Regions from separate parts of the Homo sapiens genome. Here region 1 is linked to region 2. Evidence: chromatin loops called from intact Hi-C (ENCODE). Cell type or tissue: CD4-positive, alpha-beta T cell. All regions are shown on one strand. Each heading gives the region's core, and the rest is flanking DNA. Links, peaks and the distances in the headings are about the cores only.

Region 1 (5,389 bases), core at 78-5,077, 600 kb after region 2:
AAAATAAATAAACCTTTTTAGTTGCTAATTTTACATATTTTTGGCGCAAGAGATGGGACACAGATAAGCACAAAAGATGGAACACAGATAAGGATGCTTGTGCAATGTCCTTTAATCCTGCATAAATTATGAAAAAAGAGTGTCACTATCTTCACTTATAAAAAACTGTAAGGCATAACAGGTGGATTTGGATAGTAAGTCCAGTTTCATTGCAATCAAAATTTAAGAGACAGAATTCTCTCAATATCGTGTACGTACAATTGTTCCTTGCCCAGTTGATGTGTGATGACGTTATTGAATGAGTAATTCTAGAGTGGGTTACAATGAATTTTGCATATACTTGTATGTGTTTCTCCATGTGTGTACAACTCAGATAGCATTTATGCAATAGAATTTTACCTATTCGGGCTCATGTATGAAAGAGAAATTTTCCTTCTCACAGAACCTAATTTTAGGGTATAGTTTTGTTACAGGAAAGGGGTCCCGATCCAGACCCCAAGAGAGGGTCCTTGGATCTCACGCAAGAAAGAATTCAGGGTGAGTCTGCAGTGCAAAGTAAAAGCAAGTTTATTAAGAAAGTAAAGGAATAAAAGAATGGCTACTCCATAGAGCAGTCCCAAGGGCTTCTGGTTGCCCATTTATATGGTTATTTCTTGCTGATATGCTAAACAAGGGGTGGATTATTCATGCCTCCCCTTTTTAGACCACATAGGGTAACTTCCTGATGTTGCCATGGCATTTGTAAACTGTCACGGCGCTGGTGGGAGTGTAGCAGTGAGGATGACCAGAGGTCACTCTCATCGCCATTTTGGTTTTGGTGGGTTTTAGCCAGCTCCTTTACTGCAATCTGTTTTATCAGCAAGGTCTTTATGACCTGTATTTTGTGCCGACCTCCTATCTCATCCTGTGACGTAGAAGACCTTAACGGTCTGGGAATGCAGCCCAGTAGATTTCAGCGTTGTTTTACCCAGCTCCTATTTAAGATGGAGTTGCTCTGGTTCACACACCTCTGGCAGTTTTGGCAATTCAGGTCAATTAAGACATCATGATAAACTCTTACAAAAATGGCCATGCTGTTGCTATAAACTCAGCACATTTTTTATTTTCCAGAGATCATTATTAGCTGCAGTTCAATCTGAGTGTCTTGTAAGCAGTGAGGTAGAACAAAATCAAGGAGTCTTAAATCAGCATTTCGCATACTTCAATATACCAGGCAGATAAAAGTCCAAAAAATTAGAAAAACTAAACCATGTGAGAAAGAAACTTCGGAAACTGTAAAGCCTTTCTTCCTCTAAACTCGCCATTGTCCTCAGGTAATAAGCAATTGTTCACTTTTTTGGTTGGTAATCTCAACCTCCCGGATTCAAGCGATTCTCCTGCCTCAGCCTCCCAAGTAGCTGGGATTACAGGTGCCCGCCACCACGCCTGGCTAATTTTTGTATTTTTAGTAGAGACGGGGTTTCACCATGTTGGTCAGGCTGGTCTCCAACTCCTGACCTCAGGTGATCCACCTGTCTCAGCCTCCAGAAGTGCTGGGATTACACGCGTGAGCCACCGTGCCCGGCCCACTTTTTTATTTAGAAAACAAAATTTATCATGCCTGGTAGTTTGGGTTTTCCTCCCTCTTGGTGCCAGAACAGTGCTGGTTTGTTTTCTCTTTGGAGTGCTGATTCTATTGGTTGTGTAGATTGTGCATTTTGTAGTTCACGTTGGAGTCTGTCACCCAGGGGCCTGAGATGACTCACAAGCCCTAGCTCTAAGGGGTGCATGCTTCAGGTCTTGGTGGCTTCATCAAGCCACCAAGTCAGGATGACACAGAATTCCGACTCACCTCTGAGAGATCAGTGAGGGGAACTCATATACAAAAACTAAGAAACCTGGAGCAAGCTGTTCTTGAATTCCATAGCTATTAAATCTTACTTGAAAGTCAGTAATGTAAAGTCAGGAGTTAAACAATCAGCGATGTGGCTAAGTTCCTCAACCTTATGTTAAAGAACAAAGCACTGGTTTTGTGACTTAATTGAATTCTCTGACCAGTTCAACCTTTTTAAAAAGGGTGTTGCTGGTGCCACCTAGTGGAAGTATTGTAAATCTCACAGCGTCGTGATGAATCCGTAAATCAAGGTATTTTCTGTGACCAGGGCTTAATCCACTCCTGTTGGCTCCGAGAAAACTGTGCGTGCAGAGAGCTGCACTTTTTTTTCTAAACGGGAAGTGAGTTAAACTTGGTAGCTTTTATGGTGGCTATCTTTCTGTTATATATGTTTTCGTGTTTTTATTCTGACATGAGGATATGGAAATCCAGGACAATATTTTTGCTTTAATACAAAAGTTCTCCCAGGATAATTCCAAGAGCAAAATTTGTTACACCAATATAAGATCTTGTCAGTTTCTCCTATTCCAAATACAAGTATGCTATTGGTTCACTTTGAGGAGTTTTTCAAACCTTTTACCCTTATTATCTGATGAAGAGGCCATTACTAGCTACAATTCAATTTTAAGGCAGTGCATTTGCCTAGTACATTAGCTCTAGGTAAATGCACTCTCACTTTAATTTGTGAATATAATATTACTTCTCATAAAACATTCATTTGGTCTTCTCAACCCCATTCGTGAATATCTATACAAACTGGCTATCTGTATTTTACCTGTAACCTATTTCATAGAAGATTCTATTAGGACCATCTGCTCAGTTCATAATCAGCTCTCTTTAATGCTACCCCTATCACCAGTGGTAAACTCCAAATAGACATTTGCTATAATTTGAATTCGATGCTTTGGTTACTGTGGAAGGACACTCATCAAGGTAACACCAATTGGATTTGGAATTTTGAATTGAGACTGGAGTAAAGGTGGAAGTCAGGAAACAATCTTGACTATATATATTTTCTATATACCTTTATGTATATCTTTATATCTATATATCTTTATGTATATCTGTCTGTCTGTCTGTCTATCCATGAGAGAGAAGTATCATGAAAGAAAATGGTTAAACATAGGGAAAATGTTTCTGAAATCAAGTGAAACATCTTTTCTATTTTTGTTTGTTTATTTTTTGAGACGGGGTCTCACTCTATCACCCAGGATGGAGTGCAGTGGTGTAAGCATAGCTAACTGCAGCCTCAACCTCCTGGGCTCAGGTGATCCTCTTGCCTCAGCCTACTGAGTAGCTGGGACCTGGCTTCTTCTCCTTCTCCTTCTTCTTCGACTAGGTCTTGCTCTGTCACCCAGGCTGGAGTGCAGTGGTGTGATCACATTTCACTGCAGCCTTGACCTCTCCCTGCCTCGTGTAGTCCTCCCACCTTAGCCTCCCTAGTAGCTGAGACTACAGGCACATACCACCACCCCCAGCTAATTTGTTTTTTTTTTGTTTTGTTTTGTTTTGTTTTTGTAGAGACTGTGTTTCACCATGGTGCCCAGGCTGATCTTGAAATCCTGGGCCCAAACAATTGGTCTCCCAAAGTGCTGGGAGTGCAAACATGAGCCACTGAACCTGGCCTAAACATCTTTTCTTAAAAAGAAAAAAAAAGAAGGGTCCAGTGCAGTGGCCCACACCTGTAATCCCAGGACTTTGGGAAGCTGAGGCAGGCAGATCACCTGAGATCAGGAATTCAAGACTACCTGGCCAATATGGTGAAACCCCATCTCTATTAAAAATACAAAAACTAGCCGGGCATGGTGGCGCTCACCTGTAATCCCAGCTACTTGGGAGGCTGAGGCAGGAGAATTGCCTGAACTCGGGAAGTGGAGGTTGCAGTGAGCTGGAATCACACCACTGCATTCAAGCCTGGGCAACTGAGAGAGACTCTGTCTCCAAAAATAAAAATATTGGCAATGAACCCTCTTTGGGTGAGGAAAGATTGAAATTATACCTAAAGACAATGTACCATATAGCAATTGTCTGTTGAAAATATATTTTTATTATAAACAACATAAACACTTCCTAATACACTTTGCAAATATGCATTTCATTTTCTTTGCCTGAGTTTTTATCAACAGTGTCTCTGAGCACAATAGTTCTTCCCTTGATGGCCGATCATATATTCAATAAGTGCCAAGCACCCTCCCCAAGTATCAATAGGCACTGTGGGAAGTGCTGGGGGATTTTTTTAAATGCAGAGAAAAAAAGGCATCCTTCCATATCTCAAGGGATCACAATCTAGTAGACTGCTTTAAAAAAAAATTTGGATGTCTCTTTTTTAATATACATACTTCCACTTTATAAGATATATTTTATTTCATGCTATACAAGTCTTTAGAAAATAGCCTATATATCCAAGACAAACTGGACAATTAAATAATTAGCTAGGTAAAATAGGGTTAAAATGCAACTTTTAGTCTTAAATAATCAAATAATTTATGAAAAAGGGATGCCATGGCCTTAGACTATTTTGATAACAATTTTAACTTTGTAATGTGTGACTTCTGAAGAACCTGAAATATTTTAATAAAAAGACATCATCCTTCTTTATCCTTTATAATATGCAAAGGAATATTTGTCTTATATGAGAGCAGACTTTGAGTCATTGCCAAAAGTGAAAATTAAACAGAATTCAAAGGCCACATCTACTATTCTTACCACTGCTCTTTTGTCTCCTGTCTTTAATGACTTTGATATTTCGTTAGTGTCTGTGTGAAGAAGGGCACATACATCTGAATATCCTCAGTGCAAAATGAAAATTATTTATTTGGAAGTTACAGTCTATTATTACAGACATTTTCCTTTGGTTTATTTCTTTTATGTATGGCTCTCCCAAATTTCCATTTTCATACTATTTTATACTTTTTAGTAAGAATGATTTATTCATTATATGCATGTATTTACTTTATGCCCTTGTAAAATTTCCTTATAAATATATTTTTAAATTATGCTCTCATTGACAGACCATGTGTCCCATTTGTGGTGTGGGAAGTATCATCAACCATTGCTTTTGTACAGCAACAAGAATCAGATGCTCTTTAGAGATCCTCCATTTCATTACTCTAACATTCTTCAATGTGGTTCCAGCCACGCATAGTCATATAGATACTACATATTCAAAGATAACTTACTGAAGCTTGTTCACAGAACCAAGCTTTCTCCTGATAGCTCTTCTTCCCCTACCCCGCACTTCTGGAAGTATTACCCCAAATGCTCTTCAGGATTTAAATAACAATTTTTAAAAAGACACTTAACACCACAAAATGGAATTTGCTGGCATGACGCGAACAATACGGTTACTCCAGATGCTGTATTCAAACTGTATGGGTCCGTTGAAAAAATAGATATAACCTATAAGAAAAAGCATAAAGACAATTTCAGAGTTTGAAAATAATAAGGTTTTAATCCAGTTAATATTAATGGTTCAATCTCTTAGATCCCATTTGTAGGAATTTCAAACTTTTTCTT
Region 2 (5,389 bases), core at 132-5,131:
TGGGCAACATAGTAAGACCATGTCTTAATAAATAATTAAAAAGAAAGAAAATTCCAGGCAAAACAGATGTGATGTTTAAGAGATTCACTATTTTAAAAGCAATACAAGTACGCTTGAAACAAAAAGGATCAGTGGGTCAGTATTACTCAATCTCTTAAAAACTACACCCACTCCTGGTCGGACGTGGTGACTCATGCCTGTAATCCCAGAACTTTGGGAGACCAAGGTGGGCGGATCACCTGAGGTCGGGAGTTCAAGACCAGCCTGATCAACATGGAGAAACCCCGTCTCTACTAAAAATACAAAAAATTGGCTGGGTGTGGTGGCACATGCCTGTAATCCCAGCTACTGGGGAGGCTGAGGCAGGAGAATTGCTTGAACCCAGGAGGCAGATGTTACGGTGAGCCGAGATCACGCCATTGCACTCCAGCCTGGGCAACAAGGGTGAAACTCCAGCTCAAAAAACAAAACAAAACAAAACAAAAAAAACCATGCCCACTTCTAAATCTTGAGTCAAGATTTAGGCAAGGTCTCATTTGCAGAGTTTGTACTGTGCAAATAACAGGTATTTTTTCAAGTTGCACAATATTCCTGCTCCTCCTCAGGTCAACATGTCCCTTGATAGTCTTCAACTTTATTTTCTGCCACTCTACCCATTGCTCACTGTCTTTCAGCCACCTTGGTTTTCATCAGTTTCTAAATATGTCAAACTCTCTTTTGCTTCAGGGTCTTTGACTGGAATCTTCTTTCATTCACTCTTTCCCTGGCAAATTCCTACTCATTCTTCAGGTGTCAGCCTCCATGTTACTTTCTCAGACTGTCTTTCTCTGACTTCTCCCATCTAGATTATATCCCTTTGATAGTCTCTTTAGTAGACCCTTTGTTCTTTTTCTTCATAACACTTAACACAATTTATATTTACAGTTTTTAATGCCATAGTCTGTTGTCAAATTTTCCACGAGGACAATAATCATGTTTTCTGTTCACCATTATATGTGTAGCACTGAGCACAGGGCCTGACAGAAAAGACCCTTATTGAGTAAATGAATGAATGAATGGCTTCCTGTGAGTGAACATGGAATGTGAGAGATTTCTTCCTCTTTAAATACCACTGCTGATAAAGTACTAAGGCAGAATAATTGATAAAGTAGATCATGGGCCAAATTCTGCCTTTAGATATCAAAAGGAATCTTTAGAGAGGAAAGATCACCCTAGTTTAAAAGGATTCATGTAGGAGATGGGAATTGGAACTGATTTCTGATGAGGAGGCATGGCATTTCAACTCTGGAAAGAGCATAAGGTACAGATATAGGCATTAGAATCTTAATAACAACAATTAACTGACATTTATTTACTTTTGGTATTTTGTTTTGTTCTTGTTTTTGAGACAGAGTCTAACTCTGTTGCCCAGGCTGGAGTGCAATGGTGTGATCTCAGCTCACTGCAACCTCCGACTCCCAGGCTCAAGTAATTCTCATGCCTCAGCCTCCCAAGTTGCTGGGATTACAGGTGTGCATCACCACACCTGGTTTTTGTATTTTTAGTAGAGACGGGGTTTCGTCATGTTGGCCAGGCTGGTCTTGAAATCCTGGCTTCCAGTGATCCACCCACCTCAGCCTCCCAAAGTGCCGGGATTACAGGCGTGAGCCACCACGCCCAGCTTGATATTTATGGAACTCAAATGTACTAAGTGTCTATATTCATTATCTGATTTGAGACACTGTAATTTAGGAGAGGCAGTAGCACAGGAATTGAAAGTTCAGTCTTCGGATTCCAATCACAGCAGAGTAAGCTTGGGCAATTATTTAACATCTCTGTGCCTCTGTGGGCTTAGTCCCTTGCATGATTGCCTTCTGGAAATCCATAGGAAAGGCTTTTCCTGGACTTCCATCGGCTTTTGGGATCCTAGAATTCTTTTTTCCTTCCTTGACAGGAAATATGTACAGGAAGAACAAGGTCCTCTCTGCCTTGTGTTTGTCAGTATTTCTTGTGACTATTTTCTCCTAAACATAAGGTTTTTCTGAGTTCAAGGATTTTGGGGCTGATCAAAGAAGAGATGTGACCACAAGGTGGCAGTAGCATGCAACAAGCTTTATTTGGGTGGTGCTTGACAGACTGCATGTAAGGAGGACATCCCTCACAGCTGGACACCTTCCAGAGGCAGAGGTGTATGGCCACCATGCAGAAGGGGAAGAAGGCAAGGGAACTACTCCTGGGGTAGGGGAGAAGCAGAAATGGGGTTTATCTGTCTAGGATGTTGTACAGCTACAAGATAAGATAGGGAGTCTCTGAGTTAGAGAACTTGGAAGGGCAGCAGAGGTTTGGGGTCTTTTATAGCTCTATGCTTTGTCTTATCTTTGGTTAACAGATGCCAGGTACGGTTTTATCTTTGGCTAGCAGGCAGACTCTAAATGGCTAAAAACATGGCCATCTGAGCTATGTGTGTGTGTGTGTGTGTGTGTGTGTGTGTGTATGTATATATATATATATATATATATATATATATATATATATATATACTTTTTTTTTTCTTTGAGATGGAGTGTTGCTCTGTATCCCAGGCTGGAGTGCAATGTCTCACTGCAACCTCCACCTCCTGGGTTGAAGAGATTCTCCTGCCTCAGCCTCCCAAGTAGCTGGGACTACAGGCATGCACCACCATGCCCGGATAATTTTTGTAATTTTTAGTAGAGATGGGGTTTCACCATGTTGGCCAGGCTGGTCTCAAACTCCTGACCTCAGGCAATCTGCCTGCCTTGGCCTCCCAAAGTGCCGTGATTACAGGCGTAAGCCACTGCACCCGGCCCATCGGAGCTACATTTGAGCAATTACATGGATAAAATTTTGAGCTTAGATAAGGTAAGTTTTGAGCTAATGGTCCCAGACTGACGTGAAGAAGCAAACAATATGCGCCCAATATACTCAGGCCGTCTTTAACACCTTTATTTTCCTAACTTTTAATTCATTGATTTTTGAAACTGGAGTTGCTGAAATTCTAATTTACATTAAATTATTAAGGTTTACTAATTAAGCCTTTAAATAATATTTCTGTAAATTTTTAAAACCTGACTTTTGATACAGATGCCAACATTTTAAAGCTGTCTTGGATTTTAAGAGTCTCAATATTATCTATAAAAATCTTTTTAGCAATTACCTTGGCTGAGTGCTCATATACAAAATAAACTGATTAAATCAAGGGAGCTATTGGATCCTCTCTAGTTCCAAAACCCTAATGAAGGGTTTTATGAAAATTAAAACCCAAAGTCTTACCACAGAAATATAAAGTGACTTTTTTTTTTTAAACAGATGAAAACATAATGCTTGGGATGCCTGCAAGTGACTAAAAGTTGGAAAGGGAAGTTCTGATGTGACCCAAATTTGTAAGTTCTTAATGTCCTATTTGAATTTTTTAAAAAATTCAAAAATTCAGGAATATATGCATGTCATTTGTGTACATACTGACAAAGACTATCTCTTTGACCAAACTTCTGAGCCTCTTCTGAGCCCTCTTCTTGACTAGGCCTTGACTTTGGGCCCTACCCCACCTGTAATTGTCGGCCTACCTCAGTCTTAATAAGAATCCTGTCAGTTTAGTGAGGATCCCGCCACTCTGGGTATCTGATCAAGTTCCTCATTCTCCACTTCTGAAGTATAAGCCCTTAGCCTGCCTTCAGCAAGAATCCTACCACCCCTGATGTCTCCTTTTAGTACTTTTCTATCCACTGACCCTCCTTACTCTACCTGTTGGTTATAAATACCCCAGCTGTCCTTGCTGTATTCCCAGTTGAGCCCAATCTTGCTTCCCTATTACAATGTTTTGATTGCACAGTCCTGAATAAAGTCTTCCTTACCATTTTAACAAACGTCAGAATTTTTTTTTCTTTAACAATACCTCACAACCAATCCTAACATTCTTTTATACTCACCTAACTTAAAAAATAAATAAAACATTACATATACAATTGATGCATAGGAAAAGTTTTTCAATCCCATTCATAATATAGCAATAAAAAATGGTAACTGAACTGAAATACTATTTATTATTTAACAGGTTGGCAACAATCCAAATGTCTGACAACTTACTCCACGGATGAAGCTGTGGGAAAAACAGGCACTCACATACATTGCTGATTGGATTGCAAAATGCCAACATACTCATGGATGGGTATGTGGCCATATTAGGCAAATTTATGTATGGATTTACCATTTGAACTAACTTCTGGGAATATATCCTAAAATAAGATGTGTTCCCATGATTATTCATTACAGCACTATTTGTAATAGCAAAAGGCTGGAAACCACCCAGATGTCCATCCATAGGGAAGTAGCTGAATATATTATGGTACTAATTTTATCTATGGCTGGGGAGCTTATTCAGGCTGGCTCCTTAGTCTTTGACACGGCCCTAACAGTTTTTGGCTGCTTTCTGAATTACATTGTTCAAGTTGAATATATTATGGCACATCTACACAATGGAGTACTATATAGAAATGAGGAATAGCTCTATATGTTAGTATTATACAATCTCTAGAATTTATTATAAAGTGAAAAAAGGTGGAGAAAATGTGCTACTACTGTTTATCTAAGAAAAGGGTAGGTATAAACATGCATAATTACATTTTTAAAATGAAAAAATGAATCATAAAAAGTGTTTAAGTCATTACTTATAGGGCAGGAAGGAAAAAGTAGAGGGGAGACCAAGGATTTTCAAAATAAAGGGAGTTACAGATGTGTAATCAAAGAGGTTAAATAAAACCTTGACTTCCTGAATTTGAATCGGAAGTATCAATGAGTTCATAATATATTTGATTTAAAAGACAAAAACCAAATCAAAACAAACCCATACTAACCAGCTCTGTCCATTGAACAGGTATAGAAACAATCAAACTCATTAACAACACGACAAACATTTTTTGTTTGTTTCTTTGTTGTTCCTTGCAGCGCCAGCTTAAAGGAGACATCCAGATTATGCTCTTTAAATATCATTTCCCACTAAAGGATCCAGGGCACTTAGGAGTAATGGCTTATTATGGGTATGGAGTAAGAAATACACAAAATGAGCCTGGAAAGCAAAGACTACTAGGAAAGTATCAGAAAGACTCAGGAGCCAACCTGAGTAAACTCTCACCGGCCTAAAATAAACAACTTGAGCACTAATAGTGGTAATAGCTACAGTGGATTACAACTCACCAAACTTCTTTAAATCCCTGGATTCATAATGATGGCTGTTTACTTTTGAGGGTTTTTAAAAAAAATCCGGCAGAGATTTTTAAATAGTATATGGTAGTGATCTAATTTTATTTTCCATTAGAATAACCATTCATTCAGCATTACTTATTGAGTAATTAATCATTTTCTCATTAATACATAATGCCAGTATATCAAATTC

What was found. Hi-C counts contacts between places; a loop is a spot of excess contacts. Peaks named below come from ENCODE experiments on the same cell type or tissue, not always from the same donor. Only the 100,000 strongest peaks of a DNase experiment are listed, where the experiment ranks them.
Region 1: it touches region 2 in a loop (26-fold over the local background); 2 of 110 quality-filtered maps call a loop at or near these places.

Annotation. Positions count from the first base shown.
Region 1 is chr11:102,939,095-102,944,483 of GRCh38, forward strand. MMP13 (matrix metallopeptidase 13) reads right to left here. Exons shown (of 10, transcript NM_002427.4): 10 at 3,901-5,272. The coding sequence ends at 5,172. Among named protein-coding and RNA genes, the nearest start is that of MMP13, 14 kb to the right of the region's middle. In CD4-positive, alpha-beta T cell, for the core only: a CTCF peak has its summit at 2,078 (motif pointing left); a DNase peak (open chromatin) is centred at 2,087.
Region 2 is chr11:102,339,870-102,345,258 of GRCh38, forward strand. No RefSeq gene overlaps it. Among named protein-coding and RNA genes, the nearest start is that of BIRC2, 4.6 kb to the right of the region's middle. In CD4-positive, alpha-beta T cell, for the core only: CTCF peaks have their summits at 2,069 (motif pointing right) and 2,270; a DNase peak (open chromatin) is centred at 2,092.